2 separate regions of the Mus musculus genome follow, and region 1 is linked to region 2. A link is a loop called in an ENCODE intact Hi-C map of the cell type or tissue named here. Cell type or tissue: left cerebral cortex. All regions are shown on one strand. Each heading gives the region's core, and the rest is flanking DNA. Links, peaks and the distances in the headings are about the cores only.

Region 1 (4,399 bases), core at 199-4,198, 250 kb before region 2:
AACTATGAATAGTTCAGTTTTGAACATACTATCTTTGTATCTGTAGGTTATTTGCAGGAAGATGCTCAGTGGGCAACTGAAGAAGGAGCCTGGAGATCAGAAGAAGGCTAGGGACTGGAGTTGTTTGCTTGCAGGTAGACAGATCATGGGGCAGGATCCTGAAGATTGTGGTATTGGCTTGCACATAGGGAGCAGAATGAGCAGGGGAAACAAGATGCAGGGGGCAGGGATGGCCAGGGCCTGTGGACAGAGAAAGGAATGAGGGAAGGAGAAGATGGTCTAAGGAGGAAAAGGTCGGTGTCCAATACTAATGGATGTCACCGAAAATGGAAACTGAAAACTGACTTTTGTATGTAGCAACATGAGTGCCATTCAATACTGTCTAGACTGCTTGGTATCCTTCCAGTTTGTTTGTTCCAGCATCATCATTGTTAGTATCTATCTTAGCCAGGGTTACTATTGCTGATACTATTGATGAAACACGATGGACAAAAGCAACTTGGGGAAGAAAGGATTTATTTGCCTTATGTATCCTGAACCACAGTCCATTGAGGGAAACCAAGGCAGAAACTCAAAGAACGTGTGAACCTGGAGGCAGGAACTGATGTAGAGGCCATGGAAGGGTGCTACTTATTAGATTTCTCCTCATGCTTTGCTCAGTGTGTTTTTTTATAGCACCTAGGACTATCAGCCTAGGTGTGGCACCACCCACAATGAGCTAGGCCTCCTGCATCAATTATTAAGAAAATTCTGTATAGACTTGCCTATAGCTTGAGCTTATGAAAGGAATTTCTCACTTGATGCTCCTCCTTTCAGATGACTCTTGCTTGTGTCATTAGTGCCTATGTTTCTATAACAATGATACATCCATCTTTGGTATGTTGGTGAGAAGATGTTGATCAGACTGTCTAAGAGAATGGTGAATGTAGAGATATCTTGGATCAAGTATACAAAGAAAGATTCAAAGAATACAGGTGATTTTCTTCTTTTGTTTATCATTTACCAGGAGAAATGAGATGATAATCAAAACTCTTTTCTTTTCCTTTGTAAAACAGTAGCTGAGGACAATAGAAAATTTATAGCAAATGGACAGATTTAGAAGTCCATATGGGTGAGGTAGAGAGCAGATTGAGAGCCTTGGGTGCCTGTGGTTTCTTAGCAGGACAGGAAGAAGTCAAAACCACAAGTTCCACATGAGCCTGCAAACCTTTCTCATGGCTCAAAATGTCCTTCCTGAAGGTCAAGCTTCCAGCCCTGAACTTGTCTGGCATAACCTAGCCTGTGGAAACACGCTTGCTATTAATTAGGCACCTTAGGGTTAGGTTAGGGTGACCTTTAGTAGTCTCAAGCCGCGAAGGGCTGCCCTTAAAAAATGTGAGAGACATATTTATGTCTGGGATACTTGTGTGAGAAATGAGGCTAATGGGAACCAATCAATTGTATAGCAGCCATAACATCTCTGTTGTATTTAGGCCCATGAACAGCCACATAAGCATGCTTTAGCATCATCAACAACAAAACCATTCATTAATAAAAATCACTCTATCGCTAATCTGACTACAGACCATTATCTTAAGGAGTCACTCACTGTAACTAAAACTTTTGTGAATGTATTTCAAATATTTGTATGTTAACTATTCAAGTTGTTAATAATACGGCCAAATGTCCTATCTAAGGATTATATGTGCTTAGTTGCAAGGTATATGCTCATCAGACCCACACTTCAATGAACTCTTCTATCTAGACTTCAATGAATTTGCCCGGATATTCTCTGCTTCATCTCTCTCTCTCTCTTGTTTCTCCTGTGTGCATCTGTTTTTCAGTAAGCAATGGCTTCGGTTTCCCTCCTCTTTTGGATGGCCACCACCACATAGGGCCTGAATGTCCTGCTGTTCTCCAAGGACAGAAAGAAGACTCTGTACCCGTCTGTTTGGGGAGCAGTCTTGTAGGGGAGCCATCGAATGGGCCACGGATTCAGCACACTTCCATGTGAATGGGACCAGTTTCTGTTCTTCCCTCACCTCAGAGCTTAAGCACTTGGGAAGGAGATTTGGCCAAGATGACGCATTTGCAGGCTGGGCTCAGTCCAGACACTATAGAAAAAGCTCGTCTGGAACTGAATGAAAACCCAGATATTTTACATCAGGACATTCAACAAGTCAGAGACATGATCATCACCAGACCAGACATTGGGTTTTTACGTACAGATGATGCCTTCATTCTGCGATTTCTTCGAGCCAGGAAGTTTCACCAAGCCGATGCCTTCAGACTCCTGGCCCAGTACTTTCAGTACCGCCAGCTGAACCTGGACATGTTCAAAAACTTTAAGGCAGATGATCCCGGGATTAAGAGGGCTTTGATCGACGGATTCCCCGGAGTGCTGGAAAATCGTGACCACTATGGCAGGAAGATTCTCTTGCTGTTTGCTGCCAATTGGGATCAGAGTAGGTAAATGTAGATAGTGTCTTTACTTGGCTTTGCTTTGACATAGCATCATCAGTGCATGCTGGGGTTGTATTGCTTCATAGGTCAAAATTCATTCCACATGCCCTCAAGGAGGTTTTAGGACCTTGATGTAATGTCACCCAAAAGCAAAACTACAAGAGAACTATAGCCTCTGAGTTGCACTGGACTTTAGAAGTAGGCATTTCACTCATCAAATTGGGTCAATTATTTTAATAAATCCAAAGTTGATGTTCCAAAAGGGCAATCTGTTCTCTTTGACATTATCTCCTTAAGCAACAACAGTACAAAAACCCCAGCTTCTCTAGATTGGTTTCCATACAAAATAAGTTTTGTGGATGCTCTCTGTAACTTTAATATCCTCCTCTTTTGTATGGCAGATTTTTCATACAAATGAACTCCCTTGATAAATGTCCTTTTTAGAGCCCCAGACTCTACATACCCATGTATCTGTCTTCATCTCTCTACCTAGTCCCTCATGCCAAAATATGGGATCATCTTTGGCATTGGTCCCATTATCTGACCTCTTCCCAAATTCCACCCACCTCCACCTTTTCCTTTAAAAATCATTCCCAGTATCTTCACTTCACTGCCCCCATGGCTAACGATCAAGTTTTCGTTCACATTGTTTTGTGAAAACAATTATAACAGAAATGTAAGATCACACTGCTCATCAGATAACCTTTTTGGTGCTTACCACATTTTCTTTTATTTTCAATTTTTAAAATTTTCATTAGGTATTTTCTTCATTTACATTTCAAATACTATCCCAAAAGTCCCCCATACCCTACCTACCCACTCCCCTACCCACCCACTCCCACTTCTTGGCCCTGGCATTCCCCTGTACTGAGGCATATAAAGTTGGCAAGACCAAGGGGCCTCTCTTCCCAATAATGGCCAACTAGGCCAACTTCTGCTACATATGCAGCTAGAGATATGAGCTCCGGGAGTACTGGTTAGTTCATATTGTTGTTCCAACTATAGGGTTGCAGACCTCTTTAGCTCCTTGGGTACTTTCTCCAGCTCCTCCATTGGGGGCCCTGTGTTCCATCCAATAGCTGACTGTGAGCATCCATTTCTGTGTTTGCCAGGCACCGGCGTAGCCTCACAAGAGACAGCTATATGAGGGTCCTTTCAGCAAAATCTTACTGGCGTATGCAATGGTGTCAGCGTTTGCTTACCACATCTTCTACTGGGTATTTGTATGATCTCATCTAGCCACCCAATACCTTCAAATTATAAAGGTTACTGCCATTTCTCATACTTCATGGTACAAGAATATGAGAAGGTACAGATCTGGATTCACTGTCACATAGCTAGTGAAGCCAGAATGGAAGTTGTGTCCTGGTTATGTGACTTCAGAGCCAGTTGTCATAGCCCAGCTATGCAACGTCACCGTGTGTCATGAGATCAGGGAAGATGGTGCCTTTTGCATGTTTATCTCTTTGCTGGGTAGCACAACTATCAATGTTGATTGGGAAAAATGAAAGGAGCCACTTGCTAGAACGCCCACTGTGGTTGGGACTTTCACAACAATATCGTGGATAAAAATTTTATGTTCATAGGAAGACATAATGGAAAAATATACCAAAACCTTACCAATGCCATTTAAAAGAACTTCTGGTCTGTCTTTCCGTTGCCTCATGCCCCTGTTTTTTCTAAGAATATCAGAAGTCCAGGGAGGTTTCACAATCATTGGCTATTTCCTGGTTGATAAATCAAGGCAGGACCATCTGGCTCTGGAAAAGTACACAAATGTCTCCACACAATCAGCCTAGACTTGAGTCAGATCTGTACCTGAACCGATAATAGCGATGTGGAATAGAAATCATGTTTATCAAGTTCACATTGCAGTTCATGGTAAGCCTTGCTTTATGTTGTTCCACTGATAAGAATGATGGATGGATTTTTGTATCCATCCATCCATCCATCCATC
Region 2 (4,399 bases), core at 246-4,245:
AACTAAAAGTAGGATCATGAACTGATTTTCACATATGTACTCAAAAATCATTGTGAAGCCTTGGTATTAGTTTCTGAAATGACCTTGGGAAAAGAGATAAACACAACAGGCCAAACTTTGGTTAGGGAAACACAGCTCATTAGTTTATAAGTAAGAGGCAAAAACAGAGGAGTGCCACACATTACTCTCAATGTATGAAGGCTCCTTTTAAAAGAAAACCAATCAGTTGTGTGATAGGGCAATATCTAAAGCTCTGTGCATCCTAGTATGCTCACCCAAGTGAGAATGCAGTCCTGGGTGAATAAACAACAACATAATATTGGTTTTCAAGGTGAAGAAAAACATTCCATGTTTCTGAGATGGGACGAGTGTACTCGAGGAAGACTTTTAGAAGGTAGGAGAGGGAAATGCAGTTAGATGCTGGTCAAAATGAGCTCGAAGCCTGCTGAGACCTGAGACCTCGCTTGTGCTTGGCTCCCAGGATGAACTTCACTGCGCTCTTTAGACTGAAATGGGGGATGAGAGAAGGATACTGGAAGGAAGGAAAAGAAAGAGTTGGAAAACAAGAGTGAATTTTACAAGGAGAAGAAAGAAGACAGTGTGGGAAGGAGGAGACATACACGTAGGAAGGATCTCTAGACCTCCATCTTGTGTCTCCAATGGTTTGTTCATTTTTACATTCACCTGATCCTAAATCACTATGACACATAATGTTTCTTTTAACCAAACCCTGCAGGACAGGAGCCACTGGGTATGTTAGCTGACACCCTGTCCCACAGGGACTACGTTATAGCCTAGTGCAGGTCTTTTCTATACAATACACATTTGCAATGCTGTAGTCTCAGTCCACCATGCATGTATTAATGATGTCATAAAAAGCCAAGGCCAAACTTCTGATCTCCCAAAAACAATCAAAGTTATGACAAAGGTAGAAAGACAATAGCTTCAAAATTCAATGACATTACAGTTAAGCACCAAGAGCAACAGAGTCAAGTGCCTCTTTGTGAGCAGGCTGAGGGGGAAGCTGCTACTGTTGACGATGTTTCCAACACAGAAGAGACCCTTCTGTGACACATCCTAGCTCACTGAAGTAGCATTTAATGTAAAGTCGGCAGCTTGGAAGCCACTGATCCAGAGGCTCAAGTCAAAGAACGAGGACCCTCGTCTGTCTTTGTTTTACAGAGGGGTTAGCTTTTTCCTGCTTCAAAGTGCATTCGACATATTGTTTGCTTTACGCCAAATAAACTCCCTTGTTGCCTAAAGGAACCAGTTTCTAGGCTTTGTGACTTAGAGCTTATCTATTAAAATGTCCACTATAAAGCAGAAATCCTTTGAAAGCCATCTCAGCCAGAATATGGGAATATCAATGGTATAATCTACTACTTTTGCCTGAGAGTCTCATACTGCAACACTTGAAAATAGTATATTATTTACATTTATTGACTTCATTCTTTTTCCTATCACAACAAAAACCCTTAAAAAGTTGTCAATACAGACTGATAAAAATGAAGCTCAAATAGAAATTAATTAAAATTTAAATCGTTCCAATCAAGATATAGGGGTGAATATGGTCAATATACTTAATAGTCTTTATGGGACCCATTGCTCTGTACAATAGAGGCATGCCACTAAAGAAAAACAAAGTAAGGAAAATTGGTCATGGTGGCAGTTGAAAGGCTGAAGGTGAAAGATTACCATGAGTTTGAAGCCAGCCTGTGCTAGATGTGACTTTCGGGCTCCAACAGGGAGTGAAGGGCAGAGAAAGTAACGGGAGAGTTAAATCCAGATTGTTAGCCATAATCACGTACATGCTGTTTCATTCAAGATAAAGAGGACAGAACACAGTGTATGTTACATGTCATTTTCAATCAGCACTTAAGAGTTGTCTACAGATAACTCAGTGCGGCTCAAAATACACCAGTGCTTACCTCTTCGTAAACCTTCTTGGCACTGTCGTTGTCTCCCAACAAGAGGTATCCTACGCCAAGGTCGTTTTTTAAGGTAGTATCACTAGGGAACAGTTGAACTAGTCTCTGGAGGGTAAGTAGAGAACCTCTCATGTGACCTAGTGTTGGAAAATAGGATTAAAAGTATTATGAATACAGACCACAAGAGAGGATTTAGCAGATCCTGAAGAACAACTTACATCTGACATCCTCTATGAACAGATCAGTAAGTCCTGAGTAGCATAGCTATAATGCTATCTGTAATTGTTCTATGTAGATACTAAATACGAGATCAATCATAAATTGTAAAGACATAGTATTTTCTGAGTCAATTCACATTTACATTTTTTTTATCTTATGTTCTTGAGAATATAAATGTATGTTACCAATTCAGGTGAAACAATTTTGTTTTATTAGCTTTGAAATTTTAGATGGAGTATAGATAATAGAAAGCCTGAGTTTGGGTCGAGCTGTCAGTATGGGCACCGAGGGCCATGGCACCAGCTTCATTGTGCATGCCTTCTCTAACAGAGGAGGCAGAGACCGAGCAGAGGAGACATTTTCCAGTACTATGGGAGCCTCTGGTGGACAACAGGCTATGGTGCACTACATGGCTCAGGAAAGCCCAGCTGCTGTTCACTTGGAGGCTTAGACAGAAAGAGTCTGGGCCCACTGTCACTGCTCATTGTCACAATTGCAAATTGGAAACACAAACTGCAAATGGGGGCGGGGCTGTGCTAAGAAGACTAGCATTTGCAATAAATAAATAAATAAATAAATAAATAAATAAATAAATAAGAGAAAAACCTACCGTGCAGGGATTAATGCCTACAAAGGGGACTATGAGGAGGCAGGTGCAGTTCAGCCAGGGAACACAGCTACTGCTTAGCTAACATAAGCAAATCTGGCCCGTTCACTCCAGGGTCTGTGTCGCATTGCTGGGTAATGCTATTCCAGTCAGGACTCCGAGTGGTTTTCCCAGGCAGTGCTTCCCTCTCTGGTGCAGACAGCAATGGTGCCAATGGTGCAGGTACCTCCTGCAGACACCTGCTGCTGTTCCTCCACACCTTGTCTGGATCCCCTGTTATACTGTGAGGAAACTCCATAACTCTGCAATTTCAGGATCCCTGTCCAGTTGCCTCAGAGCCTTCTCACGTTACCCTGTCTCATTCTCACCTCAGCGGAAGAGACTATACTGAAAACTAAAGGATTTCTGTGGAAGGTGAGACATCTTCACAAGATCAAGAGACCTTGATCTCGGGCTGGGAGGCAAGAGAATCTTTTGGTATAAAAATTAAGAGGGAACCAAAGACAATCCGTTTAACTCTAAGTTGAATAATTATTTTAACAAATTCTCAAAAAAAAAAAACCCTCCCAAAATTAATGTAAAAATCCACAGTGACTTTGTATGCGTTTATATGCATGTGTGGGTGTGTGAACAGAGACTAGAAGACAACACTGAGTGTCTTCCTCAGGAGCTGTGAGCTTATATGCTTGCCTGAGAAAAGCTCAATGACTGGAAGGCAGGCCAGCCTTGTGAGCATGAAGACATGTGATACCCAGAAACCAAGCATAAAGGCCACATATGCTGGCGCAGGCATGTAATCCCAGTGCTTGCGAGGCAGCGACTCGGAGCTTTGGGACTAGAAAGTCAGCCGGTGTAGGCTATGTGAAGTGCTCCAGGCCAGTGAAGATCCTGTCTTTAAAAATAAGGAGAAATGGCATCTAGGTTTTCCTCTGGCCTAGACATTCATAGATGTTTGCTTCTGTACACGTATGAGTGCACTTGTGTGTGAACAGACAGACACACCCATACACAACCGAACACATACACACACATGAGGGTGCACACAATTACTGAGGCTAAGATTGGTTAAATAAAGAGAAGTTGTGTTTAAGTCAGACAAGGCAAAAGGCAGGCTTCTTCTCAGGCACCTTGACTTTGAGAAGGCACCATGTGGCTGCCACTGAAGGCAGGCATGTTCCCCCATCACCAAGCTCAGCTTCTCACCTAGAAACTGCTGCCGTTCCGACCTTCGCTTCAAGCTCAGCTTCACCAGGTCTGTAGGGGCATCAGGCAGGTCGGCTGCCTCCTGGTAGGTCTCGATGGCCCTGCGCAGAACCTCATTGCTTCTCTGCTTCTCTGCCAAGTCATCTTCACACTAGAGGTGGCCCCCAGATGGATCAATATGCCATTACCTCAATGCCTGTCATTTCCCCCAGAGATCCAATGACAGTGATCTTTTAGACATGCTTTTTAAAAAGACAATTGACCTTTTCTTTATCAAATGATACAAACAAAAGAAAGCAGGACAACTGTTGTTTCAATAACAGGAAGAAAAGTCTGCTGCTAAGTTACAGACGAGGAAGAGGACTATACAATCACAACAATAGGGCTGATGGGGACAGACATAATAACATTTGGGAACATTAGACATACAGGACTCTGATCT

What was found. Peaks named below come from ENCODE experiments on the same cell type or tissue, not always from the same donor. Only the 100,000 strongest peaks of a DNase experiment are listed, where the experiment ranks them.
Region 1: a loop joins it to region 2, with 2.6 times the contacts of the local background. A loop is called at or near these places in 5 of 42 quality-filtered maps.

The regions. Positions count from the first base shown.
Region 1 is chr4:9,279,565-9,283,963 of GRCm38, forward strand. It overlaps Clvs1 (clavesin 1), which reads left to right. Exons shown (of 6, transcript NM_028940.2): 2 at 1,824-2,448. The coding sequence starts at 1,994. It overlaps Gm11816 (a long non-coding RNA gene), which reads right to left. Exons shown (of 3, transcript XR_881109.3): 3 at 1-4,399. Among named protein-coding and RNA genes, the nearest start is that of Gm11816, 5.6 kb to the right of the region's middle. In left cerebral cortex, for the core only: no CTCF peak of the experiment used is centred there; a DNase peak (open chromatin) is centred at 2,035.
Region 2 is chr4:9,527,958-9,532,356 of GRCm38, forward strand. Asph (aspartate-beta-hydroxylase) reads right to left here. Exons shown (of 24, transcript NM_023066.3): 16 at 3,958-4,108; 17 at 1,929-2,065. Among named protein-coding and RNA genes, the nearest start is that of Asph, 140 kb to the right of the region's middle. In left cerebral cortex, for the core only: a CTCF peak has its summit at 2,531; a DNase peak (open chromatin) is centred at 2,527.